Linked DNA regions of Homo sapiens: region 2 is linked to region 1. Evidence: chromatin loops called from intact Hi-C (ENCODE). Cell type or tissue: CD4-positive, alpha-beta T cell. All regions are shown on one strand. Each heading gives the region's core, and the rest is flanking DNA. Links, peaks and the distances in the headings are about the cores only. Region 1 has its middle 50 kb from the start of NHSL2. Region 2 holds the start of LOC101059915 (chromosome X open reading frame 49-like).

The links. A loop is a pair of places that touch in the nucleus more often than their neighbours do. Peaks named below come from ENCODE experiments on the same cell type or tissue, not always from the same donor. Only the 100,000 strongest peaks of a DNase experiment are listed, where the experiment ranks them.
Region 2: it touches region 1 in a loop (17-fold over the local background); 9 of 110 quality-filtered maps call a loop at or near these places.

What each region holds. Positions count from the first base shown.
Region 1 is chrX:71,852,860-71,868,552 of GRCh38, reverse strand. No RefSeq gene overlaps it. Among named protein-coding and RNA genes, the nearest start is that of NHSL2, 50 kb to the left of the region's middle. In CD4-positive, alpha-beta T cell, for the core only: CTCF peaks have their summits at 8,462 and 8,662 (motif pointing right); a DNase peak (open chromatin) is centred at 8,712.
Region 2 is chrX:71,661,552-71,677,244 of GRCh38, reverse strand. LOC101059915 (chromosome X open reading frame 49-like) reads right to left here and starts at 9,699. Exons shown (of 6, transcript NM_001323075.3): 1 at 8,206-9,699; 2 at 7,530-7,686; 3 at 6,911-6,987; 4 at 6,588-6,633; 5 at 5,997-6,038; 6 at 5,718-5,891. The coding sequence starts at 9,441. The coding sequence ends at 5,998. It also overlaps the pseudogene LOC100129291. RefSeq lists a silencer at 7,009-7,088 and enhancers at 7,235-8,434, 13,591-13,800, 13,831-13,950. In CD4-positive, alpha-beta T cell, for the core only: no CTCF peak of the experiment used is centred there; a DNase peak (open chromatin) is centred at 7,084.

The sequences.
Region 1 (15,693 bases), core at 4,100-12,099:
CGTGGACGTGATATTTCCGCATCCCTGGTTAGTCTTTCAGACCGCCTCTCGAGGTCACACGAGATTTCCTTGGGTTCCCTGTTCTTCCTTCACCCTCCCTGACAGTTGGGATCACCTGCTTCCTTCAGCCAGAATCCTGGGCTGGGCAGGCTCCAGATTCGGGCACAGATTCTGGTTCCAGTGAGGGGGTGTGTGTATGTTCTGCCAGCTCCCATCTCTAAGAGACTGGGTGTTGAACAGACGAAGACAATAGAAATGCAGATACCATTCAAGGTTAGCGTGTGTATGTGTGCGTGTGCCCCTGCAAGCACCTGCTTGGGAATCAAATTAATCATGGGTGCTGTCCCTTGAGGGAGAAAGGGCTAATTGACAGAGTGGAGGCAGTGATGAAGGATACCTGAAGGATGCAATGCGCAAAAGCAGGGCTGGGATCCACTTTTTACAAGACGTGTTGTTCAATTCTAACACCTGGAAGGCTGTGGAGTGGGACAAATGGGACTTCTCCAAACACAGAGATGGGTGTTGGGGCTCTCAGAATGCTGGAGGTGCCACAGTAGGCTCCCGATCCTCCGCGGGATGGATGGGATGTCTCAGCACTCCCGTGTGTGGGTGCAGTGATAATACCTCAGAGTCGCTGGTTGGTGCCTCGTCTAGGAAGTGGGGAGCCCCCATGGGAGGGTGCCACGACGCCAGCTAACGGAGACACGGGCAAGACAGACAGTGAGGGTGGAAAGCGGGAAAGCGGGACTGCCCTGGGACAGCTGGTCGGGTTCGGTACCTGCCTTCCCCCATACTCTCTCTGTGTCTCCCTGCTGGGCTCGTGGTGTGAGCTCAGTGAGGGGGACCATCACGCATGTGGTGGGCCAATCACAGGGCTCAGAGCTGGAAACCAATGGTGGTGGGGACCTATGCTATCCGCCTCAAACCCCTAGCCTGAGATGGTTGGCTTGATTCCTTGGGCCAAGGCTTTGACCCTGACACAGATGGTTGTTTCTTGGGAGGATAACACAGCGGGCTGAGATCTGGGGAGGACGTCTGTTAGGAACTCTCCAGCTTGGGTTTTTGCCACTGGAGACACCTACGCAGGTTCTGGTTGGGTGAGAACTCCAGCCCCAGGCACTGCCCCGGGGGCCATGGGCCATGGTCAACAGGGTGTGGAAGGGGAGAAGCCTGTGGACGGAGTCGTGGAAGGCGAGAACCCATCCCTCGGTGGCTGGATTTGGCAGCCCCGCCTCTCAGCACACCACCTCGGTTCCATATTCAGACCACCTTCTGCACAATAATGGGGCTGTAACATGTATACCCTAGGCCATGGTCGGGCAGAGCCTTCCAGTTCTATGGGAAATAAGTGCAGAATCTGAGGCTCCTCAGATTAGAGGAATCCATTTGGGCCCCAGTGGAGAGGAGGTTGAACCCCTCCCCTCATTTAGTGCCTCCCTCTTGCTTTTCTCTCAAGTCTCCTCTCTCACCAAGAGGAATGTGGGGTCCGGCCTGGAGAGCCTTAGACCCCCTCCTGCCTTGTCCTGCCACTCAGCTCAGACGGGCTCCAGAGGTCTGCCGAGCTGCGTGCCTGCCCTTGATGCAGCCACAGTGGCGCAGCCCTGAGCAGAATCCCACCTACACCCGGTGCCAGGGCTGCCACAGGTACATTTCCAGATGAGACCTCTTACTCCATTGGCCGAAAAGAGCATCTCCCCTTCAGGCTCCAGCTGGGTTTGAAGGTGTGTGAGTCTCCTCACACACATGCCAGACAGAGTCCCCAAGGGTGGCCGTCCAGGCTGTGGTGGAGTCTCAGGGCACTGCACACGGGAATGTGAGATGGCAATCATAGGATCATAGTGGTCTTGGTGAGTAACAGGATGAACTTTAGCCTGCCTGGAACACAATCCTGGGTGAACTCGGACAACCTCATGCCCATCTGTCCTCAACCTGCACGCCAAGATCTCTTCCTTTCTCCCACACTTTTTCTCATCATCCATTTCCTTGAAGGATGAAGCCAACACTCATGTTTGCCAGGTACGGCCGCGTAGGCTGTGGCCACCAGGGTGGCCATGCAAACACTATATGCAGGAATCCAGGGTGCCCAGTTCAGATGATCCAGCATGAACTGCTCCCCTGTGGTTGTGCAATGTTGAAGTCCAGGTCACTACCATGCAGAGCAAGGAGCAGAAGGCTGGCAGGGTGTTGGAGCCCTCTTGCTGGCCCCACCCTGATCACTACTTCCCGTTTTGCATACTCCTCCAGAAGTAATCACTCTGCTGACTTTCCCAATAATCACTCACTTTCTTTTAAAGGATTAATAATTTCCATTTAATAACCCTCACCAAGATATAAAAGTTAGAGGCAGTTAAATGTAAAATTATATTTTTGAAACAATACACACACACACACGTACAAACACACACACACACACACGGAGAGAACTCAGAAGTTGACCATTTGACAAATAGTTATAAGGTGATCAAGCCACGTAACTACTACCCAGGTTATGAATCTGTACATTGCAGCTTCGGAGAGTTGCGGTCAGAATGTCTTTCCCTAAAGGAAGCCAAATGCACATGCTACCTACTATGTGATTCCATTTATATGACATTCTGGAAAAGGCAAAAACTATAGGAGCAGAAAACAGATTGGTGGTTGCCAGGGTCTGAGGGTTAAGACCAGGAGTTCACTACCAGAGGGCGCGAGGGAACCTGGCGGGGATGGCGATGCTCTATATCTATATATCTTGTGATGGTGTTTCCACAGCTGTATGCATTTAGAAAATTCCGTAGACCTGTGTGTAAGTTATAGCCCAATAGTCCTGACTTTTTAGAAAAAAAAATTGTCAGCAATACATCTCGAAAGGAAATTGACACTTAGTCAATAATTTTGTGACTACGAAGAGCATGTTTCTCTCCCCTAATCTGTTAATGTGGAGAATTATAGCATTTTATTTTCTGAAAGGAAATTAAGTTCATATTTCTAGGATGAAGCTAATATTTGTCATGCCACATTAGGTATTTTCCTTTTTATGTCCTGTAGGCTTCTGTGTGCTAAGATTCTGGTTCTGGTTTTTGTTTCTATGTCATGAGCATGTGATTGATCTGCAATGTTTCTCTAAGTATCCTTGAAGTATTTGGTGTTGAGGTTATGCCAAGCTCATAGAGTGAGTTGAGGATTGTTCCTCTTTTTCAATTTTCTGCACGAGTTTGTGTCAAACGGAAGAGACATATTCCTAGGATGTTTTTCAGAATGTGGTGGGGAATCCTGGAGTTTGTTAGTGGAAAGCCTTTGACTACTCATATCTTTCTGTAATGATTCTGGAACGGTTCAGGTTGGCTGTTCTTTCTTGTGTCAGTTTTGGCAGGTTTTGTTTCCTAGCGATTGGCGACCTTTTTCTTTGTTTTCAAACTGACTGGAATAAAATGGTCCATAATATCCCCCTTCATCTCAGATTGCATTTGTTTAAATTTCAAAGCCACAGAAGAGTTGCAGGGAAAGCACAAGGAGCACTCATACGTATATTCTTCTACTGGATCCTGCAGTTTTTAACATTTTCTCACATTTGCTTTATCCCTCCCTCCAACCCATCCCCTGTCTTTCTCTGTGTGTGCGCATATTTTCCATTATTTTGTGGAATCATTTGAGATCCATTTGAATCATTAAGATCCATCATCCCTAAATACTGTAGCATGTATCACCTACGAGAAAGCATGGTCTTTCACAAAACCTTAATGCCTTCATCACACTCAGGAAATGTAACATTGAGACCACACAATTTTCTACTGTATGATCACATGAAACATTTTCCGATTGTCCCCATGGTCCCATAGTATCCCTCATAGCTGCTTTCTAACAAAATTCTCTTTCCAACCAAACATCATGCTTTGCACTTAGTTGTCAAGTCTCTTTTGAGACAGGGTCACCCTCTGTTACCCAGGCTGGCGTGTAGTGTCGCAAACCCAGCCCACTGCAGCCTTGAGCTCCCAGGCTCAAGCTATCTTCCCGCCTCAGCCTCCTGAGTAGCTTGGACTACAGGCATGCACCACCATGCCCAGCTAATTTTTAAAATATATTTTGTAGAGACTTGGTTTCACTGTGTTGCCCAGGCTGGTCTGGAACTCCTGAGCTCCAGCTGGGTCTCCCAAAATGTTAGTATTACAGGCGTGAACCATGGTGCCTGGCCCGTCAAGTCTCTTCAGTGTCCTTTAAAGTGTGCTTTAAAGCAATGTTTAAAATTTGCTTTAAACCAGTGCAGTTGTCAGGAAGCCCTTGAACTTGGGTTTGTTGAATGTCTTCCTTGTGATTAGACTCAGGTAGGTTTAACATTTTTGGCAGGACTACTCCGTAGTAGATGTGCTGGCCTTCTTGGAGCATGACTTCAGCAGATTCTCCATGTTGGTTTGTCTTATGACAGGTGATGTTCATCTTGACCATGTGGTCAGGGCACTGTTCCAAATTACTCCATTGTGAAGGTGCCATCTTTTCTTTGTATTGAATTAGCCATGTGCTGTTACTGCATGAGCACTGTGTGAATATCCAGTACCCACACAATATCCTCTTTGTATCTTTTGGATGCTTGCATATGATATGGTTTGGATCTGTGTCCCCACCAAGTCTCATGTCAAATTGTAACTTCTAATGTTGGAGGTGGGGCCTGGTGGGAGGTGACTGGATCATGGGGCTGAATCTTCAGGAATGGTTTAGCAGCATCCACTTGGTGCTGTCCTCATGGTGGCGAGTGAGTTCTCATGAGTCTGGTTGTTTAAAAGTGTGTGACACCTCCCCCTGCTCTCTCTCTTGCTCCTGCTCCTACCATGTAACACGTACCTGCTCCTGTTTCGCCTTCCGCCATGATAGCAAGCTTCCTGAGTCCTCCCAGAAGCAGAAGTCACTACACTTCCTGTACAACCTGCAGAACCCTGAGCTTTTCTGTATAAATGGCTCAGTCTTGGGTATTTCTTTATAGCAGCACGAGAGCGGACGTAACATCATTTGTGCTTGTTTCTCCCTTTTCTTTCCTGATAGCTGTGCCCTTCCCCCTTATTTTCTTGACCAGTCTCAAAAGAGTTTTACCAATTTCATTCTTCTTCCAAACACCCAACTGGTTTTGTGATCCTTATGCTTACTTCCCCTTTCACTGATTTCTGCTTTTACCTTGATTATTTCCTTCTACTTTAGTTGGTCTTATCTTGTAACTTTTTCTCATTAATTGTATGCTGTCCTATTTTATATGGTTTGGCTGTGTCCCCAACCCAAATCTCAACTTGAATTGTGTCTTCCAGAATTCCCATGTCTTGTGGGAGAGACCCAGGTGAAGGTAATTGAATCATGGGTGCCGGTCTTTCCCATGCTATTCCTGTGATAATGAATAAGTCTCACGAGATCTAATGGGTTTATCACGAGTTTCCACTTCTGCTTCTTCCTCCTTTTCTCTTGCCGCCACCACATAAGAAGTGCCTTTCACCTCCCGCCATGATTCTGAGTCCTCCCCAGCCATGTGGAATTGTAAGTCCAATTAAACCTCTTTTTCTTCCCAGTCTTGGTATGTGTTTATCAGCAGTGTAAAAACTGACTAATCTACTAAATTGGTACCAGTAGAGTGGGGCGTTGCTGAAAAGATATCTGAAAATGTGGTAGCAACTTTGGAACTGGGTAATAGGCAGATGTTGAAACAGTTTTGAGGCCTCAGAAGAAGAGAGGAGAATGTGGGAACATTTGGAACCTCCTAGAGACTTGTTGAATGGCTTTGCCCAAAATACTGATAGTGATATGGACAATAAGGTCCAGGCTGAGGTGGTCTCACATGGAGATGAGGAACTTTTTGGGAACTGGAGTAAAGGTGACTCTTGTTAGGTTTTAGTAAAGAGACTCGTGGCATTTTGCCCCTGCTCTAGAGATTTGTGGAACTGTGAACTTGAGAGAGATGATTTAGGGTATCCAGTGGAAGAAATTTCTAAGCAGCAAAGGATTCAAAGGGTGACTTGGGTGCTGTTAAAAGCATTCGGTTTTAAAACAGAAACAGAGCATAAAAGTTCAGAAAAGTTACAGCCTGACAATACAGTAGAAAAGAAAAACCAATTTTTTGAGGAGAAATTCAAGCCGGCTGCAGAAATTTGCACAAGGAGCAAGAAGCCTAATGTCAATCCCCAAGACCCTGGGGAAAATGTCTCCAGGCCATGTCAGAGACCTCCAAGGCAGCCCCTCCCATCCCAGGCCTGGAGGCCCATGAAAGTGGTTTCATGGGCTGGTCCCAGGGTTTCCGTGCAGTGTGCAGCTAGGGATTTGATGCCCTGTGTCCCAGCCACTCCAGCCATGTCTGAAAGGGGCCAGTGTAGAGCTCAGGCTGTGGCTTCAGAGGGTGGAAGCCCCAAGCCTTGGCAGCTTCCATCAGGTATTGAGCCTGTGGCTGCACAGAAGTCAAGAATTTAGGTTTGGGAACCTCTGCCTAGATTTCAGAAGATGTATGGAAATGCCTGGATGCCCAGGCAAAAGTTTGCTGCAGAGGCGGGCCCCTTACGGAGAACCTCCGCTAGGGCAGTGCAGAAGGGAAATGTGGTATCGGAGTCCCCAAACAGAGTCCCTACTGGGGGACTGCCTAGCGGAGCTGTGAGAAGAGGACCACTGTACTCCAGACCCCAGAATGGTAGATCCACTGACAGCTTGCACTGTGCTCCTGGAAAAGCTGCAGACACTCAATGCTAGCCCGTTAAACCTGCCAGGAGGGAGGCTGTATCCTGCAAAGCCACAAGGGCGGAGTTACCCAAGACCACGGGAACCCACCTCTTGCATCAGTGTGGCCTAGATGTGAGACCTGGAGTCAAAGGAGATAATTTTGGAGCTTTAAAATTTTACTGCCCTGCTGGATTTTGGACTTGTATGGGCCCCGTAACCTCTTTATTTTGGCCAATTTCTCCCATTTGGAATGGCTGTATTCACCAAATACTTGTATGCCCACTGTATCTAGGAAGTAACTAGCTTGCTTTGATTTTACAGGCTCATAGGCGGAAGGGACTTGCCTTGTCTCAGATGATACTTTCAACTGTGGACTTTTGGGTTAATGCTGAAATGAGCTGAGACTTTGGGGGACTGTTGGGAAGCCATGATTAATTTTGAAATGTGAGGACATGAGATTTGGAGGGGCCGGGGCAGAATGATATGGTTTGGCTGTGTCCCCATCCAAATCTCAACTTGAATTGTATCTCCCAGAATTCTCACATGTTGTGGGAGGGATCCAGGGGAAGGTAATTGGATCATGGGGGCTGGTCCTTCCTGTGCTATTCTTGTGATAGTGAATAAGTCTCATGAGATCCGATGGGTTTATCAGGGGTTTCTACTTTTTGTTCTTCCTCCTTTTCTCTTGCCGCCAACATGTAAGAAGTGCTTTCACCTCCCGCCATGATTCTGAGGCCTCCCCAGGCATGTGGAAGTGTAAGTCCAATTAAACCTCTTTTTCTTCCCAGTCTGGGGTATGTCTTTATAAGCAGTGTGAAAACAGGCTAATACACTCTTTTAAATATGTGCTTTTAGCAGCCTACACGTCCCCCTCAGGACTCCTTTGCTTGTGCCAACAAGGGTTTATGAGTAGTATTTTTGTAATCATCCAGTTCCAAATATGGGAAACAATGAATATTACAACTTCCATGGGATCCATACATTGTGGTGTGTTCATACAATGGAATACTATTTCAACACTTCATCTAGGAAGTGCTAGATGAGGAATCAAAAGACCTGGCTCTCTCCAGACTTGCTGAAAAGCACTTCCCCTTTCAGAACCTCCATTTCTCCATCTGTGAAAAGAGAAGGATGGCATGGAACAGTGCTTCTCAACCTGAGGTCTATGAACTTTCTGAAAAAGTGAAAGTACAAAGTACTCCTCTACTGAATAATAGGCATGAGTCTTACAAAGATAACACCGAATGAAAGAAGCAAGTAACAACACGGACAAGTTTAATGATTCCATTCCTATAACTTCAAATGACAGGCAACACTAACCTACCTTGTTGAAGAATGCATACTTAGGGTATAAAACCATAGAGAAGAGCAAGGAAAGGACAATCAGAAAAGTCAGGATGTTGGTTTCCCCTTGCAGTAGGAGTGGGGCTGAGCTCAGGCAGGGACACCCCAGGAGGCTCTGGGGGATGCTGGCGGTGTTCTCCTCTGGGACCTAGGGGAGTGTTCCCGTACAGGTGCACTTGATAATCATTTATTAAACTATACACATAGATTGTGATGTTTTCTTTCCATACGTTGCCTGCCACCATAGGCGGAGAAAAAAATAGTGCTAAGGGAAATAACATTGCGTTAAACAGGTAAGTATTTTATAACTAGAAGAATAACCAAAATTATTTTTGCTATTTATAGAAAATCTCCTTGAGAGTAGTAATATCAGTTTATTGATAATAATAGCTTTATTTTCAACTTCTCATAAATTTCTCTAAACATCATAGGAATGATACATAATTGTGATATTAATTTTAACTTTTTAGTAAATATTTTATATTTGGATGGTAAGTTTTCATTCAGAATTTGTGATTTTGTGCTGGAGCCCCATGAATTTGGTAACTTGATACAGCTTCTCAGGGGAGATTTGTCACCTCCCATCCACTTAACTGTCAGAGGTGGAGGACCAAGAACTGGAGAAAAATAAATGACCAAAAAAAAATCTAAAAAGATGTGCCTTCAATGTAATACATTAATTTGACCAGGTGAGGGCAGTGCCGTTTTAAGCTGTTTGCTGGGAAGCTAGTAGCGGCGGCTGGTGATTTCATGCCTTTTCAATTTGTCCTTTTCTCTAAGGTTAGCTGCTGGGATTGAAAGGGCCATTTGTGCCAATGAAGGTGGAAGCAGGGTTGGCAATTCTTCTGATGGGCTGCATCTCCTTTGCCTGCTTGGCACTTCCTTCTTAACACCAACCTTGCCAACAGCTTTCCCCAGCAACTCTTTTCTTCCTCTTTCTTCTCCTCAGGCCCAACTAAGACCACTGATGTGCTACACAAAGCACTGGACCCTGACAGACAGAGTGATAGCAGGCTGGAGTGTGCAGCCCTTTGGGGCCTTATTGTTTGTTGCAACTTTCATGGGATGGGATCAATACATTGTGGTGTGTTCATACAATGGAGTACTATTTCAGCAGCGTAAAAGTACAAAGTACTCCTCTACAGAATAATAGGCAAAGCCAGAGGCATTTTCCTAAAAAGTCAGCCTCCATCCCAGGATGAGTTTCCCCTGCTTTTGTTTCTAGTCTTGTACTCCTCCAGAGTGGCTTGAGTGAAGGCTCCACACTAATTTGTGGCTTTAATACAGTCAAGTAGGAAGAATGTTGTGGTTATTTATTTCATCGATTGATGAAATGAAATAAAAACTCTTCTCTGGGGCCAGGCGCAGTGGCTCATGCCTGTCTGGGAGGCCAAGGCAGGAGGATCACTTGAGCTCAGGAGTTCGAGACCAGCCTGGCCAACATGGCAAAACCCTGCCTCTACGAAAATTACAAAAAATTAGGCAAGTGTGGTGCCGCATGCCTGTAGTTCCAGCCACTTGCGGGGCTGAAGGGGTAGGATCACTTGAGCCTGCAAGGTAGAGCCTGGCAGTGAGCCGACGAAATCACCACTGCACTCCAGACTGGATGACAAAGTGAGACCCTGCCTCAAACAAACACACAAAACAAAACAAAACAAAACAAAACAACAAACAAACTATTCTCTGGTTCTCTGGGGGCCACCCCTCTGCTTAGAGATAAATAGCATTTCCCATGATAAGTACTGCTCCATTCTCTGATTCCATTATTTAGAAGTCCAGCAACTGTAAGGACTTACTTAAGGGCAAATGAGAAGCAGAAATCAAGGAACCACTTACTTTGAAACTTTACTTTAAATTACTACTTAAGTAAAGGGTCTTCTCAGATTCTCGTTAGGGAATTTTCATCTACATTTTCTTTGAGACAGGGCCCCCACCTTCTCACCCAGGCTGGAGTGCAGTGACATGCTCATAGCTCACTCCAGCCTCAAACTCTTGGGCTCAAGCCATCCTCCTACCTCAGCCTTCCAAAGTGCTGGAATTCCAGGTGCGAGGCAGCACACCCAGCCTTTTTCATCCCTTTAGACTACATTTTCTTTATTGCTAATTCTATCATACCATTAGAAGAAATTTGAGGGAAAAAATAATTTTGTCCATAATTCTAGGACCCAAACACCTCAACTGATTTTTTTTCTCCATGGTTCCTGCTCTAAGATCATAGAAGTACAGAATATTGGAACTAGAAGAACTCTTGGAGAAATTTAACAGGCCAACTCATGGTCAGTGTGCAAGTGAGGAATCTAAGAGCTGGAGGGGCAGTGCCACGTCAAGGCCACCAGATAGTTCAAGGCTGCATCTCTTCAGTCTCCATTTTGTCCTTCAGCAGGGCAGAAACCACTCTATCTCCTCATACGCAGGCCTCATGTGGATTGATATCAAAGTTGGTGCAGCTTCTTCCCAACCTCTTGACTAGTTCTAAGCACTATAATATATCCCATTTGCTGTCAGTTACAGCTAGAGCCAGATTAACCCATGAGAGCATCTTGGGTGAAGGAGCAGCTATTGTCTTTACTCCATCCAGAGGACCTGTGGTGTGCTGGGGTCACCCAGGATGGTTGTCTCTTGGTATTGTACAGTTCTGTACAGGCACAACAGATGGTAGAATAAGGTAAAACAAGCACTAGATGAGGAGTCAAAAGAACTGGCTCTCTCCTAACCTGCTGAAAAGCACTTCCCCTTTCAGAACCTCCATTTCTCCATCTGTGAAAACAGAAAGGTGGCCTGGAACAGTGCTTCTCAACCTGGGGTCCATGAACTTTCGGAAATTGTGAGCAGAGTTGTGGGAGGTGGTGTATGCAGTCTCCTAGGAAGAGTGTATAGAGCTTTCATCCCATTCAACAATACTGAGGGGAAACCATGCAAATTTTTACTTTCATAAGTTTGTATCAGTTAATTGTGATATATTCATATGATGGAGTACCTTTTTTTTGCAGTGGAAATGTACTGGGTATTCTTAGGAATGCTATCTGTTTTTAAGAAAAGTCCATTACCAATATATAACAAATTACATAAAGTTAAATATTATATGATATTTATAAAGCATACTATACATATATACAAGTTTAGAAAACCAATTGGCTGTGAGTGAACTGTTGTGTAGTGATGAAAGCACATATTGAGTACTGAGGTCAAGAAAGAGTACTTTGCAGTTCTAGAGGTGTTATATGTATTTCATTGTGCTAAAGACACCAAATATGGAACGCTACATAATGTGTGATTCCATTTGTAGGACATTCTTAAAACTGGAAAACTACACATACAGAAAACTAATCAGTTATTTCCATGTCTGTGGATTGTGAGAGGTGTTTAACTACAAATGCGTGTTATTCGTTGTTAGCAATTTTGCCTTTCTTTATTTTGAAATGTAACATACATAGAAGTTCACAATATGTGTGTGTTGTTTAACAGTGATTATCAAGGTCACCTCTACAGAAACACCCCCATGTCACAGAGGAGAACACCACCAGCATTCCGCAAAGCTCCTGGGGTGTCTCTGCCTGATCTCAGCCTCATTCCTCCTCCAAGAGGAAACCAACACATTTACTTTTGTGATCATCCTTTCCTCTTTTTCCTCTATTTTTTTTTGTCCTATGTCCTATATTACATTCTTTTAATAGTACAGTTTGCCTGCAGACAACATGATCCTGAATCTAGAAAACCCCATAGTCTCAGCCCCAAACCTCCTTAAGCTGATAAACAACTTCAGCAAAGTCTCAGGATACAAAATCAATGTGAAAAATCACGAACATTCTTATACGCCAACAACAGTCAAGTGGAGAGCCAAATCAGGAACACAGTCCCATTCGTAATTGCCACACAGACATACCCAGGAACACACCACACCAGGGAGGTGAAAGATCTCTACAAGAAGAACTACAAAACACTGCTCAAGGAAATCAGAGATGTCACAAACAAATGGAAAAACATTCCTGCTCACGGATAGAAAGAATCAATATCATTAAAATGGCCATACTGCCCAAAGCAATTTGTAGATTCAATGCAATTCCTATTAAGTTACCTTTGACATTCTTCACAGAAGTAGAAAAACTGTTTTAAATTCATATGGAACTGAAAAAGAGCCTGAACGGCCAAGGCAATCCTAAGCAAAAAAAAAAACAATGCTGGAGGCATCACACTACCCAACTTCAAACTATACCACAGGCCTATAATAACCCAAATAGCATGGTACTGGTACAAAAACAGACATGGAAAACAATGGAACAGAATAGAGAACCCAGAAATAAGGCCGCACACCTACAACTATCTGATCTTTGATAAACCTGACAAAAGCAAACAATGGGGAAAGGATTCCCTATTCAGCAAATGGTGCCGGGATAACTGGCTAGCCATATATGGAAGATTGAAACTGGATGCCTTTTTTTACACCAGGTACTAGTCCATTCTCTTGCTGCTAATAAAGACATACCGAGACTGGGTAATTTATAAAGTAAAGAAGTTTAGTGGACTCACAGTTCCACATTCCTTGGGAGGCCTCATAATCATGGCAGAAGGTGAAGGAGGAGCAAAGGCATGTCTCACATGGCTGCAGGGAAGACAGCATGTGCACGGAAACTGCCCTTTATGAAACCATGAGATCTTGTGAGACTTATTCGCTGTCATGAGAATAGCAAAGGAAAAATCTGCCTCCATGATTCAACTACCTCCCACCGAATCCCTCCCAGGACATGTGGGGATTATGGGAGCTACAATTCAAGATGAGATGTGGGTGGAGACATAGCCAGACTATATCACACCATACACAAAAATTAACTCAAAATGGATTAAAGACTTAAATGTAAACCCCAAACTATAAAAGTCCTGGAAGACAACCTAGGCAATCATATTCCAGACAAACTAACAGGCAAAGATTTCATGACAAAGACAGCAAGAGCAATTACAACAAAAGCAAAAATTGACAAATGGAATATAAATAAACTACCGAGCTTTGCCCGCTAAAGGAAACTATCAACAGAGTGAACAGATAACCTACAGAACGGGAGAAAATTTTTGCACATGATGGATCTGACAAAGGTCTAATATCCAGGATCTATAAGGAACTTAAACAAGTTTAAAAAACAACAACAACAAACAACCCCATTAAAAAGCGGGCAAAGGACATGAACAGACACTTTTTCAAAAGAAGACATACATGCGGCCAACAATCCTGTGAAAGAAAGCTTAACGTCACTGACCATTAGAGAAATGCAAATCAAAACCACAATGATTTACCATCTCACGCCAGTTAGAATGGCGATCATTAAAAAGTAAAAAAATAACAGATACTGGCGAGGTTGCAGAGAAAAAGGAACACTTATACACTGTTGGTGGAGTGTAAATTAATTCAGCCATTGTGGAAGACAGTGTGGTGATTCCTCGAAGACCTAAAGACAGAAATACCATTCGTCCCAGCAATCTCATTACTGGGCATATACCCCAAGGAATATAAATCATTCTATTATCAACACACATGCAAGTGTATGTTCACTGCAGCATTATTCACAATAGCAAAGACATGGAATCAACCTAAATGCCCATCAATGGTACACTGGATGAAGAAAATGTGGTACATATACACCATAGTATATTACGCAGCCATAAAAAAAGAACTAGATCAGGTCCTTTGCAGGAACATGGTTGGATCTGGAGGCCATTATCCTTAGCCAACTAATGCAGGAACAAAAAACCAAATACCACATGTTCCCACTTGTAAGTGGGCACTAAATAATGAGAACACAGGGACACAAAGAGGGGAACAACACACACCAGGGCCTATCAGATGGTGGAGGGTGGGAGGAGGGAGAGGAGCAGGAAAAATAACTAATGGGTACTAGGCTTAATCACTGGGTGACGAAATAATTTCTACAGGAAACCCCCATGTTACAAGTTTACCTGTGTAACAAACCTGTACATGTACCCCTGAACTTAAAATAAAAGTTAAATTCAAGAAATAATAATGATATGGCTTGGTGTTGACTGTTCTGTACTTTTATATTAGTGGAATCACAAAATATGTTGGTATTTCTTGCTTCTTGTGTTTAATGACAGGAGTTTGGTTGTGGATATTTAAATTTGAGATGTCTATTAGGTATCCATGTGGAGATGTTGAGTAGAAAAAGGTCTGGCTCTGGGCTAAAGAAATACATATGGGAGTCATCATAGTATCGATATTTTTCTTCAGGGTCCACTCCAGAGACAGAAATCACACCACTTTTTTATTGAGTTATGTTAAAATACAGAGAACATAAAATTTACCATCTTACGCGTTTTTCAGTTTTCAGTTCAGTAGTGTTAAGTATATTTGCATTGCTGTGCAGCCAATCTCCAGGATGTCTTTAATTGCAAAACTGATATGTATACCCATTAAACAACTCCTCATTTTCCCCTGCCTCCCAGCCTCTGGAAATTGCCACTCTACCTTCAGTTTTTGAGTTTTAATATTTTAGATCCCTTATACAGGTGGAACCATGTAGTATTTGTCCTTTTGTGACTGACTCATTTTATAGCATAATGTCCTAAAGTTTTATCCACATTGTAGCATTTATCAGAATTCCATCTTTTTATGGGCTAAATCATAATTCATTTTAATGGCCAAATAATAACGTACCATACTTTGTTTCTCTATTCATCCATCAGTGGACACTTGGGTTGCTTCCATCTCTTGGCTCTCATGAATAATGGTGCTATGAGCAGGGATGTACAAATATCTCTTTGAGACTCTGATTTCTATTCTTTTGGATATAGACACAGAATGGAATTACTGGATCACATGGTAATTCTATTTTTAATTTTCTGAGTAACCGCCATACGGTTTTCCACAGCAGCTGTGCCATTTTACATTCCCACCAACAGTGCACAAAGGTTCCAGTTTCTGCACATCTTCACCAGTATCACATCAGTTTTACTGAATAAACGGAATTTATTTCAATTTTTTGTATTTTATTTTTGTTTATTTTTTAATTGACAAGACTGTATATTTTTATAGTGTACAACATGATGTTTTGAAATACGTATACATTGTGCAATGGCTAAATTAGGCTAACTACAATATGTATGAACTCACATACCTTTCATCTTTTGTGGTGAGAACACTTAAAATTTACCCTCAACAATTTTCAAATATACATTAACTATAGTCACCATGTTTACAATAGATCTCTTGAACTTAGACTTCTTGACTAAATGAAGTTTTGTACACTTTGACCAATATCTCCCCAATCCTCCCCAGCCCCAGACCCTGGTAACCACCATTCTAGCCTCTGTTTCTAAAAAGTTTGATTTTTTAAGATTCTACGTCCCAGTGAGATTATACAGTATTTGTCTTGCTGTGCCTGGCTTATTTCACTCAACAAAATATATTCCAGATTCACTCATGTTGTCACAAATGACAGAATTTCCTTTTGTTTTTTTTTAAGTCTCAATAGTATTCTATTCTGTGTACATATACACATGTGCTTTATCCATTCATCCACTGATGGGCTCTTAGGTTGATTTCACGTCTTGGCTATTGCGAACAGTGCTGCAATGAATATGCGAGTGCAGATATTTTCGACATACTCATTTCATTTCCATTGGCCATATATCCAGTAGAGGGATTGCTGAATCAACTGACAGTTCTGTTTATAATTTTTTAATTTT
Region 2 (15,693 bases), core at 3,818-11,817, 190 kb after region 1:
GGTTGGGGGTAAGGTTATAGATTAACAGCATCCCAAGGCAGAAGAATTTTTCTCAGTACAGAACAAAATGGAGTCTCCTATGTCTACTTCTTTCTACACAGACACAGTAACAATCTGATCTCTCTTTCTTTTCCCCACATTTTCCCCTTTTCTTTTCGACAAAACTGCCGTCGTCATCATGGCCCGTTCTCGATGTTCGCTGTCTCTTCGGAGCTGTTGGGTACACTTCCCAGACAGGGCGGCCTGGCAGAGGCACTCCTCACATCCCAGACGGGGCGGCCTGGCAGAGGCACTCCTCACATCCCAGACGGGGCGGCCTGGCAGAGGCACTCCTCACATCCCAGACGGGGCGGCCTGGCAGAGGCACTCCTCACATCCCAGACGGGGCGGCCTGGCAGAGGCACTCCTCACATCCCAGATGGGGCGGCCTGGCAGAGGCACTCCTCACTTCCCAGACGGGGCGGCCGGGCAGAGGCACACCTCACTACCCAGACGGGGTGGCGGCCAGACAGAGGCGCTCCTCACCTCCCAGAGGGGGTGGCGGCCGGGCAGAGGTGCTCCTCACATCCCAGATGGGGCGGCCAGGCAGAGGCACTCCCCACCTCCCAGACGGGGCGGCTGGGCAGAGGCGCTCCCCACTTCCCAGACGAAGAGCGGCAGGGCAGAGGCACCCCCCACTTCCCAGACGGGGCAGCCAGGCAGAGGCGCTCCTCACCTCCCAGACAGGGCAGCCGGGCAGAGATGCCCCTCACCTCCCAGATGGGGTGGCTGGGCAGAGGTGCCCACTTCCCCGACGGGGTGGCCAGGCAGAGGTGCTCCCCACCTCCCAGACGAAGGGCGGCCGGGCAGAGGCGCTCCTCACCTCCCAGACGAAGAGTGGCCGGGCAGAGGCGCCCCTCACTTCCCAGACGGGGCGGCGGCCGGGCAGAGGTGCTCCCCACCTCCCAGATGGGGCGGCCGGGCAGAGACGCCCCTCACCTCCCAGACAGGGCGGCCGGGCAGAGGCGCTCCACACCTCCCAGACGAAGGGCGTCTGGGCAGAGGCGCCCCTCACTTCCCAGGCAGGGCGGCCAGGCAGAGACTCCCCTCACCTCCCAGATGGGGTGGCGACCAGGCAGAGGCACTCCTCACTTCCCAGACGGGGTGGTGGCCAGGCAGAGACGCCCCTCACCTCCCAGATGGGGCAGCCGGGCAGAGGCACTCCTCACCTCCCAGACGGGGCGTCTGGGCAGAGGCGCTCCTCACTTCCCATTCGGGGCAACCAGGCAGAGGCGCTCCTCACTTCCTCCCAGACGGGGCGGCCAGGCAGAGGCGCTCCTCACTTCCCAGACGGGGCGGCCAGGCAGAGGGGCTCCTCACATCCCAGATGATGAGCGGCCAGGCAGAGACGCTCCTCACTTCCTAGACAGGGTGGCGGCCGAGCAGAGGCGCTCCTCACTTCCCAGACAGGGGCGGCCAGGCAGAGGCACTCCTCACTTCCCATTAGGGGCCGGGCAGAGGCGCTCCTCACTTCCTCCCAGATGGGGTGGCCGGGCAGAGGTGCTCCTCACTTCCCAGATGGGGCAGCCGGGCATAGGCGCTCCTCACATCCCAGACGATGGGCGGCCAGGCAGAGACACTCCTCACTTCCTAGATGGGGTGGCGGCCGGGCAGAGGCTGTAATCTTAGCACTTTGGGAGGCCAAGGCAGGCGGCTGGGAGGTGGAGATTGTAGCGAGCCGAGATCACACCACTGCACTCCAGCCTGGGCAACATTGAGCATTGAGTGAGCGAGACTCCATCTGCAATCCCAGCACCTCGGGAGGCCGAGGCGGGCAGATCACCCGAGGCCAGAAGCTGGAGACCAGCCCGGTCAACAGGGCAAAACCCCGTCTCCACCAAAAACACAAAAACCAGTCAGGAGTGGCGGCACGTGCCCGGAATCCCAGGCACTCGGCAGGCCAAGGCAGGAGAATCACCAGAGCCCGAGGCAGGGAGGTTGCAGCGAGCCGAGATCATGGCAGTACAGTCCAGGCTCCGCAAGAGAGGGAGACGGTAGAAAGAGGGAGACAGAGAGCGAGAGGGAGAGGGAGAGGGAGAGGGAGAGCCAGAGGGAGAGGGAGAGGGAGAGGGAGAGGTCACAAGTTTTAAAACATTCAAAAAATTCCAATAATATTAGACATCTTCTCTGACCACAATGGAATAAAACTAGAGATCAATAACTACAGACATTTTAGAAACTATAAAACTTTAAAAATTTCTTAAAATGAATGACGATGGAAACAAAACATACCCAGACCTATGGGATACAGCCAAAGCAGTACAAAGAGAGAAGTGTATATCTAAAAGTACCCACATCAAAAAAGAACAAAAAATAATCAAGAAGAGCTAATACTAATCCTACTCAAACTATTCTGAAAAACAGAGGAAGAGGGAATACTTCCAAACTCATTCTACCAGGCCAGTATAAGCCTGATACCAAAAACCAGACAAAGATACATTTAAAAAAAAAAAAAAGGAAGCTACAAGCCAATTTCCCTGATGAATATTGATGCAAAAACCTTCAGCAAATACTAGCAAACCGAATTCAACAATACGTTGATAATTTGACTTCTTTCTTTCTAATTTGGAGGCCTTTTATCTCTTTCTCTTGTCTGATTGTTCTAGCTATGACTTCCAGTACCATGGTGAACAAAAGTGGTGAACAAGGGCACCTTGTTGTGTTCCAAGTCTTAGAGGAAAGGCATTCAGTCATCATCATGACCAAGTGCGATATATCCCAGGGATCCGAGGACGGTTCAACATATGCAAATCAATCAATGTGATACACCATATCAACAGAATGAAGGATAACAACCATATGATCATTTCAATTAATGCTGAAAAAACCATTTGATAAAATTCAGAATTCCTTCATGGCGAAAGCCCTCACAAAACTGGGTATAGAAGGACATACAGACCCACAGCTAGTATCATACTGAATGGGGAAGAACTGAAAGCTGGAGAAAGGGAGAAGCTTGGAGTGGCTCAGTCTAAGTCTGAAAGTCTCAAAACCAGGGAAGCCGACAGTTCATTCTATCTAAATATCTTTTTTTGGACCCATTAATTATCCCCACCTCTCCCTCACCCCTCACTACCCTTTCCAGCCTCTGGTAATTATCTTTCTGCTTGTTTGCAGATGACATGATCTTGTATTTGCAAAAACCTAAAGACTCCACCAATAAACTCTTCAAACTGATGAGTAAATTCAGGCAAGTTGCAGGATAGAAAATCAACACACATAAATCTAGCATTTCTACATGCCAACAGTGAACACTCTGAAAAAAAATCGATAAAGTAATCTCGTTCACAACAGCCAGAAATAAAATAAAATACCTAAAGGATTCGTTATTTATTCTAGTCTTCTCTGTCTGGCTTGTTTGGATTTTTATGTTTGCTTACAGATTTTGTGTAATTTACCTGTTGAATGTCATTTTTTTCTGCTAGGCCACTACCATCTTTACAGCATTAGATGGTGCCTTAAGCCCAACTTTACCTTGTCTCAAGCAAATGATCAGAGTGCTGCCCATCCAGAATGAGGGAGGTCCCAAAGGTGATATCTTGCCAGTATGGAAGAGCTAGCTGGCTAAGGGTCTGTGCCCACGGGGCTCGTGGAACATCCCACTAACAGTGTGGCGCTGCTAAACGGCCACTCTGATTTGGCATCTCCTTTGGCTGAGTTACACAGCAGAGGTTCCAGGGCTGAGGATGATAGTTCTGCCTCCCCGTTTTGTCTCTGGCTGTCCTCTGGGACATTTCTCCCCTCAGGCACTCACGATGCTTCCTGTGGGTTGAATCAGGAACAGGTCTTCTGCCATGGAACCCAAGATGGTGTGGAAGCTGACCGTTCACCTCAATATCACTTCTTCCAGTGTAGAAACCATGACTTGGCCAGCTCGGTTGCTCACGCCTGTAATCCTAGCACTTTGGGAGGTCGAGGCCGGCGGATCACCTGAGGTCAGGGTTTCAAGACCAGCCTGGTCAACATGGTGAAACCCCATCTCTACTAAAAATACAAACATTAGCCAGGAGTGGTGGTGCACACCTGTAACCCAGCAACTTGGGAGACTGAGACAGGAGAATCGCTTGAACCCAGGAGGCGGAGGTTGCAGTGAGCCAAAACTGTGCCATTGCACTCCAGCCTGGGCAACAGAGTGAGACTCCGTCTCAAAAAAAAAAAAAAAAAAAAAAAAAAAACAAGCAAATCAAAAAAAACACAGACGTCTCCACACATATACTAATCTTGAATGGTATCTGCATTTCTCCTGTCTTTGTCTGTTCAACACTCAGGCTGTTGGCTTTCAGAGCTGGCAGAACTTACATCACTGGAAACAGAATCTGTCTGTGTCTCACACCCATACAGCCCTGGATTCAGGCTGAAGGAAGGAGGCAATCCCAACTGTCAGGGAGGGTGAAGGCAGAACAGGAAGCTCAAGGAAATCTCATGTGACCTCAAGAGGTGGTCTGAAAGACTGAACAGGCACACAGAAATATCACGTCTACAAAAACCTGCAGCTTTGGGGATGGTGGAACAGTATTTGACGGGGACCATCCAAGAACAGCCAGGCCTAGCATCCACACTTGCCCTGGAAGGCAACTGGCCATTTTCAAATCAAGGATATGAAGCCAACCAGTTGCAGAAGGGGCTGTTGGCTGCCTACAGGACATCAAGGAGGTGGAAGCCACCTTCCATGTAGCTGCCAGTGGGAAGTGTGGGAAGTTTTTTTTGTTTTTGTTTTTGTTTTAGACGGAGTCTTGCTCTGTCACCAGGCTGGAGTGCAGCGGCACAATCTCGACTGCAACCTCTGCCTCCATTGTTCAAGTGATTCTCCTGCCTCAGCCTCCCGAGTACCTGGGACTACAGGCGCCCAGCAGGCAGTTTTCACCAGGTTGGCCCACAGGCACCAGAACAGACTCAATGCCCCCACCTCCAACCAAGAGACTACCCCGCCCTTTTCAGCGCTCCCTGTGCCTTCCCTTTTGCTCGGCCACCCACCGGGATGTGGCATCTGCTTCCATCTGGCTACTGAAACTAAGGAGGGAGACCTGATGGGATGTGGCAACAGAGGTTCAAAGATGAGGGCTAATAGAGGAACTGAGGATGTCGCGCGGGTTTCTGGCCAAGATGAACTGACTGTATGCGTGGTGGCACCAGAGGGACATAATGGCTCCAGAAAGAGGACTGGGCCCGAGTGGAAGGATGAGCTCCGTCATGCTCCTCAACAGCATGGAAATAACCATACAGGAGAGGCCACCAACATCAAGCCGCAGGGAGAGTAAGGATGCTCATGACAGAAAGGACAGTGACATGGCAGAACTGTCACAGTGAACCACAGGAGGAAAGGCAAGAGAGACTGGGGTTCTGAAAGGAGGCACTCAGTTCCTCCTGAAGGTGAGGGAGAGTAGCGCTGAACAACGGGACCTGTGAGACCCCAAAGTAGGATGAGAAGAGGAGGGAACATGAGCAGGGTGTGTTGGGAAAAGGCAGAAAATGCTCCTGTGGCAGGGCAGGGCAGGGCCCCCACAGCACCTAGACCCAGGCACTATGGTGACTGCAGGGCTGCTGCTCAGAAGCCGGCCCAGGTGCCCTACAGGGAGAGGGTCCACCACAGAGCGTTCTTCAAGCGCCAGGGAACACAGCAACACCCCGCACCGCCCAACACTCCCAACAATCGCAGAGAGGGCAGACCACAGACCACAGAATATGAGAACAACTTTATTTCACACTGCTTTGAACTGTGTTGGGAAGGGGGCAAATGCAGCAGAAGAGAGGAAGCCCTGGCTGAACAGGATATGGAGGGAACCCGCTTAGCTGCAGCTCCGGAGCTCCAAAGGTAGCAGCTGCTCATCTTGTAGGAAGATGCTGGCTCCAACCTGTGAAACAGAGCAGCTCAGGGATGGGCCCCCAGCCAGGGTGAGCCCACAGCCCTTCTAAGCTACTGGGACTGTGGAAAGGGACATGACGTGTGCAACACTCACTTCACAGGTCCTGGAACTTGTCAGTGAGGAACTGCATGGCAGCTGAAACAGAGAGACAGAACTGGGTACTCCAGACCCAGGGAAACAGAAACCCACGCCCTGCCCCCGTGGGGAAAAACCTAGCCCTGCAACCAGAAACCCCACCAGCCCTGGGACTGACTCATCCACCCGTCACCTGAATTAAATGTGGAAATGCCTTCTAAGCAGGAAAGTGGTTCTCAGGTGTTGGGCCATCCCAGAACCGTTCAGAACATGTTTCAAAGACAGATAAGCCAGCCAGCAAGCAAACACCATACAAGCAGTACCAGGCAGCAGTTAAAGGAAAACACATAAGGTATCTCTAACCGTTCTAAGAGAAGATCTCTGGGACTTGTAGACAAAGTGTACACGGAGTTCAGACGACACATTGCTGTCTGTGCACACCCCTAGCTGAAAAGGCACAGAAGGCTCCAGGGCCAGGCCTGCTTGGTTCTCTTCCCCAGAGGAAGTCAGTCCCAGTGACACCACCTATACCTGCAGTCCACCCCCACCACCAGCACCTGCAGAACGACACCGCTGTCCATCCCTGCCCCAGCCAGTGCTCCATCATACCTAGTTGGTCTCTAAGGTCTTCAATTTCCCTCTGCAGCAAGATGCACTAGCCCAGGAGACACCAGTGGAAAAGAAATGGTTAGTCAATTCTGGCTTCCTTTCTCCCCGTTCTCCCTGTCTCCCCCAGCCCTTATAGCCCCCATAGCCTGCAGCCCAGTGGTGAGGTGGATTGGCACAAAACCCTCAATGGAAAGGAGGCACTCACTCTGCATGGGGTATGGTAGGCAGAGGGGATTGGGGAGACACCGAAATTAGTTTAACCTGGACATGGATCCCACCATCTAGTGTGGACCTCTATTTCTAGGAGCCACACAAAGCATTACCCGAGGACAGCCCTGGGCTCCCGGGGGCTGCTGCTGCCTTTCCGGTCTTGGGGGATGGACAGGTGGCTGCCAGTCACCTGAAAGAGAACACAAAATCCAGCTTCCAAGCCGCCCAGTGAGGTGGAAAGGGCGTAGCAGGGTCTAAAGTGAGGCACCATCACCCTCTGCTGGCAACATGTTGCCCCTGCTCTGCCTAGCATCTCCAACCCTCCCTCTGGGACGGTCTTCCCTGTTCTCCCTCGTGAGCCCATCTGCACCTGTGGCCCCCTAGCATTGTGACTCCAGGTTGGACTCCAGCAGTGCGGCAGCCACAGCCAGGCCCTGGGAGGGCCGGTATGGCTGAGCAGGACTTAACAGAAAAGGGCTCAGTACTGCCGAAAGTCTCCTTCCAGAGTTGGAATGTGGGGCACTGCTCCAAATCGCCCCCACCACACAAACCCCACTCAGAGAGGACGATGTGGCTTAAAGCCAGCCCTGTCGACACCCCATTTCCTGTGGGACAGCTGCCTGGGTGGGCAGGGAAGCCTGGGAGCACAGCTAAGCCCCCAGAAGCGACAGAGCCAGAGGTTTCCCTCCGGACCCCTCTCCCCTCCACCCCTATCAAACCCGCAAGACTCACCGGAGGATGCATGGCATCTGGGCACCAGGCGTCTCAAGGTAAAGGCCGAGGGCTGTGAGGTTCCTAGTACTTGGGGAGCTCTGATGTTGGGATCACCACTGCTGTATTCTCCACGACGCACGGACAGAGAAATCAGCTCTGGCTTCTGTGTGGGAAGCTAAAACAGAAATTTCTGAGTCAGGCTGGCAGTGGGGACGGGCGGTGAGTACACATGGGGAGGGGTTGTGTTAAGGTGGAGACCCCAGACTAATCTTATTAACACTTTCTCCCTCAGTCCACCCCAAGACAGGAGGGCTTGCTTAACAGCTAGGGAAGGAGGAATTGGGAAGTTGATGAGTCTAGATGCCCAAGCTTTGCGCCCTGATCCAAACCAGCTGCCAGCCCTGTCTTCCATCCCAGCTCCTCTCTCAGGGAGGAGGCAGGACAACTGCAGAGTGTCCAGAGCCAGGCCTGGCACACACCAAGTGCTCCCTTTAATGTGTGCTCCTAAGAGGAGGACCCCAATCGGGCATCCTAGTGTCCCTGGGCTCCCGATGACAACCTGTGAGCAAGGGATAGAGAGGGCATGGGCAAAGAGGCGTGTGCTGGAAGAGAGGTGGGTGGGGGGAGACAGAGGAGAAAGAGGAAGAGGAGAGCAAGGAGGAGAAGGAGGAGTGCGCGAAGAGAACCTACTCACTTGGGCCCTTGGGACCTCATCTCTATTTGGGTCATTATCTTCTCTGGCCGCAGCCTGGGACTCCCTGGTCTTCCTTCCTGCAGGTTTCTTCCCAGGGCTGCTGTGCTTGGGCTCCTTGGGTCTCACGGACTTCCCCAGGAGCCCCACGCCAGACACTGGCGGGAAGCTAGCCGGATCAGGTGGAACTGCTGAAAGTCTCTGCCCCCAGGCAGGAAAGGCTCCCCGCAGGGCCAGTTCTGGTGCACCCTCTAGGGATTTCTTCTCCTGGGCCACCTTCCTTCCCAGAGTGCCCCGGGGTAGGGGCCCTCTAACGGCAGCTCCTGAGCAGCTGGGCCTGACCCCCCTCTTTCCCCACACCATGCTCTGCATTTTCTTCAAGGAAGGCACGTCCAGCTCTCCCACAGCCGGCCTCTCCACGACTGGGGTGAGTCTGCGGGGAGGAGAGATCAGGAGAGGTCCCTGAACCTGAAGGTAACTCTCCCTGCGGTGGAAACTGCGGCGTCCGCAAGTGTCTCCTGGCTTCTTGGGGCTTCCGGGCTTGGCCTGGCTTCCTTCTTTGGTGCTAATGATCACCCTAATCACCGGTAAGTCGCTGCTCTCATCTGCGGAATCAGAGTCGTCAGTATTCAGCCCGGCGGGGCCTTCCGCGGAGGGCTGCTGGGGATCCACTTGGAAGCTCAATCTGCTCTTCGAGCCCCTTTCTGGGTTCTCCCAGGCCGGTCCTGGCCCAGGAACACTGAGGTGGAGAGGGCCGGCAGAGGCCTGCTGCCATTCTCCAGGGCTGGGGCTCAGCGCACCTCTCCAACTGGGACCGACCTCCAGGTCCGCCCAGATGTCAGTGGACCCTTTGGCAGTGGCGCCTTCTGGGGACGGGTGTCCCTGGACGCTGGACGGCGGCATGATGGTGGCTGGCTCATCAGCCAGGTAGAAAGAGTAGTCCCCACCACCCGCTTGGTCGTCGACCGGGGTGCCAGGCCGGCCTTCCTGGCCCCAGAGCACCACCCTTCCCTGCTCTATCAATTCGCTCTCAGACTCGAAGCTGAAGCTCTCGGGATCTGTGAACCCGCTCTCGCCCTTGCCCTTACCCTTGCCACTGCGCTGCCCCCCAAAATTGAGGTCTCGGCCGTGGCCGTCACCCCGTGGGGCTCCCGGGCTGGCGGTGTGGGCGCCGGCCTGCTCGCCACCCTCTGGGCCTAAACCAGCCCTGCAAACGGACACTTCATCCGTGGAGCTCATGGCGCCCGCCAGTCTAGACAGCCAGGCTGTGGGGAGACAGTCGTCCTGGTAACAGTGGGAGAGGAGAGCCGAGCCCAGCCAAGCCCAGCCGAGGGGGCCACTCTCAGCTTTGAGCCTGAGAGCGAATTGATACAGCAGGGAAGGGTGGTGCTCTGGGGCCACAGGAACAGCAAGGCCTTTGGGACACCGCCACCCTCACCACAGTCTGCTCACGAGATGTCACTGACAGCGCGTGGCTTCCGGGCTCCCTCAATGCCTGCGTCCTGCCTTCTCATTGTTCCACGCCTTCTCATTGGTCTGCCCATCGCCAATCAGCGTGCCCCTTGTTGGGCGCGGCTTCTGGGCTTTACCCAATTGGGAGGCAGACTCTTGGATTGCCCGGACGCCCGTGGTTTGGCTGGGTGGTTGTACTTGGGTCAGGTCTTGGGGCCAGGGCCCACTGGAGCTCTCCATCCACCTCTTTCTTCCTGTCCTGCTGCCTCTGGCCAGGCACCTACTTTCCAATGACAGCCACGTCTCTGAGCCCCAGTGTCCCATTGTAAGGCGGAAGTCAAGGGGAGAGCTGCCCCCAGCTCATCAGCTTGGGAGAATAAATGTCCTGATGCACGAGAAGCACCTGGCACACAGAGGAGCTATCATTAAAAAGTAGGTGCCCGGCCAGAGGGAGCAAGACAGAAAGAAAGAAGTGGATCGAGAGCTCCAGTGCACCCTGGCCCCAAGACCCGACCAGAGTGCATCCACCCAGTCAAATGACGGGCAGCGGGACAAACCAAGAGCCTGTGTCCCTATTGGTTAAAGCCCAGAGGCTTCACCCAACAAAGGGGGCGCTGGTTGGTGGAGGGGGGACCAATGAGAAGGCTCGACACGGGTGTCGAAGGCGCGCGGAAGCCACCCGCTGTCGGGAACACGGTACTTCCACCTGCCGTGAGGGCCACGGTGTCCTGAAGGCCTTGTTGTTCCTGTCCCGTGGCCTGCTTGGCTGGGCTTGGTTGGGCTCGACCATCTCCCCATAGGCCAGGGTGCCTGAACTGGCGCCATGAGCTCCCCCGATGAGGTGTCCGTTTGGAGGGCTGGTTTCGACCTGGGGGGTGGCGAGCAGGCTGGCACCTGCACAGTCAGCCCCGGAGCCCCACAGGGCCACAGCCGAGGCCTCGATCTGGGGGCACCACACAGCAGCAAGGGCGAGAGCAGGTTCACAGATCCCGAGGGCTTCAGCTTCGAGTCTGAGAGCGAATTGATAGAGCAGGGAAGGGTGGTGCTCTGGGGCCAGGAAGGCCGGCCTAGCACCCCGGTCGACGACCAAGGGGACGGTGTGGACTACTCGTCCTACCTGGTTGATGAGACAGCCGCCATCGTGCCACCGTCCAGCATCCAGGGACACCCGTTCCCTGAAGACGCCACTACTGAAGGGTCCGCTGAAAACTGGGTGGACCTGGAGGTCGGTCCCAGTGGGAGAGGCATGCTGAGCCCCAGCCCTGGAGAATGGCAGCAGGCCTCTGCCGGCCCTCTCCACCTCAGTGTTCCTGAACCAGGCCGGGCCTGGAAGAACCCAGAAAGGGGCTCGAAGAGCAGATGGAGCGTCCGCGTGGACCCCCAGCAGCCCTCTGTAATAGGCCCCACCAGGATGTCTACCCACGACTCTGATTCCTCCGATGAGACCAGTGACTTACCACTGATGAGGATGGGCATTCGCCACAAAGAAGGAAGCCAAGCCAAGTTCGGCAGCCACAGGAAGCCAGCAGACACATCCAGACACTCAAGCTTCCACTGCAAGGAGAGTTACTTGCCCGTGCCAGGCCGTTTCCTGACCTCTGCTCCCCGCGGACTCACTCCAGTCGTGGAGAGGCCGGCTGTGGGAGAGCTGGAGGACTCTCCCGGGAAGAAAATGCTGAGCAGGGCCTTGGGAAAGGTGGAGGCCAGGCCCAGCTGCTCAGGAGCTGCCACTGCAGGGGCCCTGCCCTGGGGCCCTTCTAAGAGGAAGATGGCCCAGGAGAAGTCTCTAGGGGGTGCCTCTCAACTGGCCCTATGGAGACCCTTTCCTGCCTGCGGAGAGAGACTCTCAGCCACTCCCCCAGGGCCGGCCACCTCCCAGCCATTGCCTGGTGTGCGGCCGCAGGGGATGTCCAAGAAACCCCAAAAGCCTAAGCACAGCAGCCCTGGGAAGAAACCAGCAGGAAGGAAGACCAGGGAGTCCCAGGCTGTGGCGAGAGAAGATAATGACCCAAATAGAGATGAGGTCCCAAGGGCCCAAGTAAGTAGGCCCTTCTCACCCTCCTCTCCCTCTTCATCCTCCTCCTCCTCTGGTCTCCCCCCAGCCTCCTCTCTTCCAGCACACACCTGTTTACCCATGCCCCCTATGTCCCTTGCTCAAGGGTTGTTATCGGAAGGCCAGGGACACTAGAATGCCCAATCAGGGTCTTCGTTGTAGGGGCACACGTTAAAGGGAGTACTTGGTGTGTGACGGGCAAACCTCCGGACACTCTGCAGGGGTCCTACCTCCTCCCCCAGAGAGGAGCTGGGATGGAAGGCAGGGCTGGCAGCTGGTTAGGTTGGGGTGATCCCTTAAAGTGTGGGCCGCAAACCTGGGGCATCTAGGCTCATCAACTTCCCGACTCCTCCTTACTTAGCTGTTGCCCGAGCCACCTGGAAAGGGGCCCAGGCTATCTCACTATCCCCAGTGTTTTCCCTGGCTGGGCTCTGCCTCCTGGCCTGGGGCTGACTGGGGGAGAAAGTGCTAATGAGATTAGGCTCTGGAGTCTCCATCTTACCACAACCCCTCCCATATGTACTCACTGCCCGCCCCCACCGCCAGCCCGACTCAGAAATTTCTGTTTTAGCTTCCCACACACCGGCCAGGACTGCCTCGCCTATCCACGCATCGTGGAGAATTCAGCAGTAGCGACTCCAACATCAGAGCTCCCCAAGTTCTGGGGACTTCAGAGCCCTCTGCCTACAGCCTGGGAGGCCTCGTGCCCAGACGCCATGCACCCTCTGGTGAGTCTTGCGGGTTTGATAGGAGTGGAGGGGAGAGGGGTCGGGAGGGAAACCTCTGGCTCTGTCGCTTCTGGGGGCTCAGCCTTGTTCCCAGGCTTCCCTGCCCACCCAGGCAGGTATCCCATGGGAAATGGGGTGTCGACAGGGCTGGCTTTAAGCCACATCATCCTCTCTGAGTGGGGTTTGTGTGGTGGGGGGCGATTTGGAGCAGCGCTCCAAACTCCAACTCTGGAAGACTTTCGGCAGTACTGAGCCCTTTTCTGTTAAGTCCTGCTCAGCCACACTGGCCCTCCGAGGGCCTGGCTGTGGCTGCCCCACTGCTGGTGTCCAACCCGGAGTCACAACGCTAGGGGGCCACAGGTGCAGATGGGCTCATACTGGGGAACAGGGAAGACAGTCACAGAGGGAGGGTTGGAGATGCTGGGCAGAGCAGGGGCAACATGTTGCCAGCAGAGGGTGATGGTGCCTCACTTTAGACCCTGCTAGGCCTTTTCCACCTCACTGGGCGGCTTGGAAGCTGGATTTTGTGTTCTCTTTCAGGTGACTGGCAGCCACCTGTCCATCCCCCAAGACCGGAAAGGCAGCAATAGCCCCCGGGAGCCCAGGGCTGTCCTCGGGTAATGTTTTGTGTGGCTCCTAGAAATCCAGGTCCACACTAGATGGTGGGATCTGTGTCTAGGTTAAACTGATAGCTGCATACCCCCCGACCCCCGCCGCCTCCACCTTCTGCACCCCAGGGAGAGAGGGTGCCTCCTTTCCATTGAGGATTCTGTGCCAACCCACCTCGCCACTGGGCTGCAGGCTATGGGGGCTACTAAGGGTTGGGGGAGACAGGGAGGACAGGGAGAGAGGAGGCCAGAATTGACTAACCATTTATCTTCCTCTGGTGTCTCCTGGACTAGTGCATCCGGCTGCAGAGGGAAATTGAGGACCTTAGAGACCAACTAGGTATGAGGGAGCCCTGGCTGGGGCAGGGATGGACAGCAGTGTCTTTCTGCAGGTGCCGGGGGCAGGGTGGACTGTAGGTACAGGCGGCATCACTGGGACTGACTTTCCTTTGGGGAAGAGAACCAAGCAGGCCTGGCCCTGGAGCCTTCTGTGCCTTTCCAGCTAGGGGTGTGCACAGACAGCAATGTGTTGTCTGAACTCCATGTACACTTAGTCCACGAGTCCCAGAACTCTCCTCTTACGACGGTTAGAGATACCTCATGTGTTTTCCCTACAAGCCTGGTAGGGCTTGTATGGTGTTTGCTTGCTGGCTGGCTTATCTGTCTTTGAAACACGTTCTGAAAGGTTCTGGGATGCCCCAGCACCTGAGAACCACTTTCCTGCTTAGAAGGCATTTCTACATTTAATTCAGGTGACGCGTGGATGAGTCAGTCCCAGGGCTGGTGGGGTTTCTGGTTGCAGGGCTAGGTGGTTCCCCACCGGGGCAGGGCGTGGGTTTCTGTTTCCCTGGGTCTGGAGTGCCCATTTCTGCCTCTCTCTTTCAGCGGCCATGCAGTTCCTCACTGACAAGTTCCAGGACCTTTGAAGTGAGTGTTGCACACACCATGCCCCTTTCCACAATCATGGTACCTTAGGAGGGCTGTGGGCTGGCCCTGGCTGAGGGCCCGTCCCTGAGCCTACTCTGTTTCACAGGTTGGAGCCAGCATCTTCCTACAAGATGAACAGCTGCCACCTTTGGAGCTCCGGAGCTGCAGCCAAGCGGGTTCCCTCCATATCCTGTTCAGCCAGGGCTTCCTCTCTTCCTCTGCATTTGCACACTTCCCAACGCAGTTCAAAGCAATTTGAAATAAAGTCGTTCTCATATTCTGTGGTCTGTGGTCTGCCATCTCTGTGATTGTTGGGAGTGTTGGGGTGTGCCGGGTGTTGCTCCGTTCCCTGGCGCTGGAAGAACAGTTCCCCTGGCGCTCTGTGGTGAGCCCTCTCCCTGCGGGGCGCCTGGGCCGGCCTCTGAGCAGCAGCCCTGCACTCGGGCTCACCACAGTGCCCTGGGTCTAGGTGCTGTGGGGGCCCTGCCCGGCCACAGCAGCATTTCCTGCCTTTCTCCTACACACCCTGCTCATGGTCCCTCCTCTTCTCCTCCCACTTTGGGGTGTCACAGGTCCCCTTCTTCAGTGCTTTTCTCCCTCTCCTTCAGCAGGAACTGATGGACTCCTTCTAGAACCCCTGTCTCTCTCACCTTTCCTCTTGCGGTTCACTGTCCCAGTTCTGCCCTGTCACCGTTCTTTCCATCATAAGCATCTTTGCCCTCCCAGTGGCTTCATGTGGGTGGCCTTTCCTGCACGATTATTTCTGTGCTGTTGAGGAACACAATGGAGCCCCGTCCTCTTTCTGGAGCTGTTATGTCCCTCCGGTGCCACCATGCACACGGTCAGGTCATCTGGGCCAGTAACCTGCATGGCATCCTCAGTTCCTCTTAGCCCTCACCTTTGAACCTCAGTTACCAAATCCGGTCAGGTCTCCTCCTTAGTAGCCAGGTGGAGGCAGAAGCCACCTCCTGGTGGGTGGCGGAGCCAAAGGGAAGGTACAAGGAACGCTGAAGAAAAGGGCGGGTTCATCTCTTGGTTGGAGGCCGGGGCACTGAGTCTGTTCTGATGCCTGCGGGCCAACCTGGTAGAAACTGTGGGCTGGGAGCTACACGGAAGGTGGCTTCCACATCCTTGGCGTCCTATAGGCAGCCAACAGCCCCTTCTGCGGCTGGTCGGCTCCATACCCTTGATTTGAAAATGGCCAGCTGCTTTCCAGGGCAAGTGTCGATGCTAGGCCTGGCTGTTCTTGGATGGTCCCCATGAAATATCATTTCACCACCCCCAAGGCCGCAGGTTTTTGTGGATGTGATATTTCCATGTCCCTACTCAGTCTTCCAGATTGCCTCTCGAGGTCACATGAGATTTCCTCGAGCTCCCTGTTCTGCCTTCACCCTCCCCGACAGTTGGGATCGCCCGCTACCTTCAGCCGGAATCCTCGACTGGGTGGGCCCCAGATTCGGGCACAGATTCCGATTCCAGTGAGGAGGTGTGTGTAGGTTCTCCCTGCTCCCATCGCCAAGAGACTGGGTGTTGAATAGACAAAGACAGTAGAAATGCAGATACCATTCAAGGTTAGTGTGTGTGTGTGTGTGTGTGTGTGTGTGTGTGTGTGTGTGTGCGCGCGCCTGCATGAGCATGCCCCTGCATGCACCTGCTTGGGAATCAAATTAATTGAGGGTGCTCTCCCTTGAGCAAGAAAGAGATGATTCACAGAGTGGAGGCA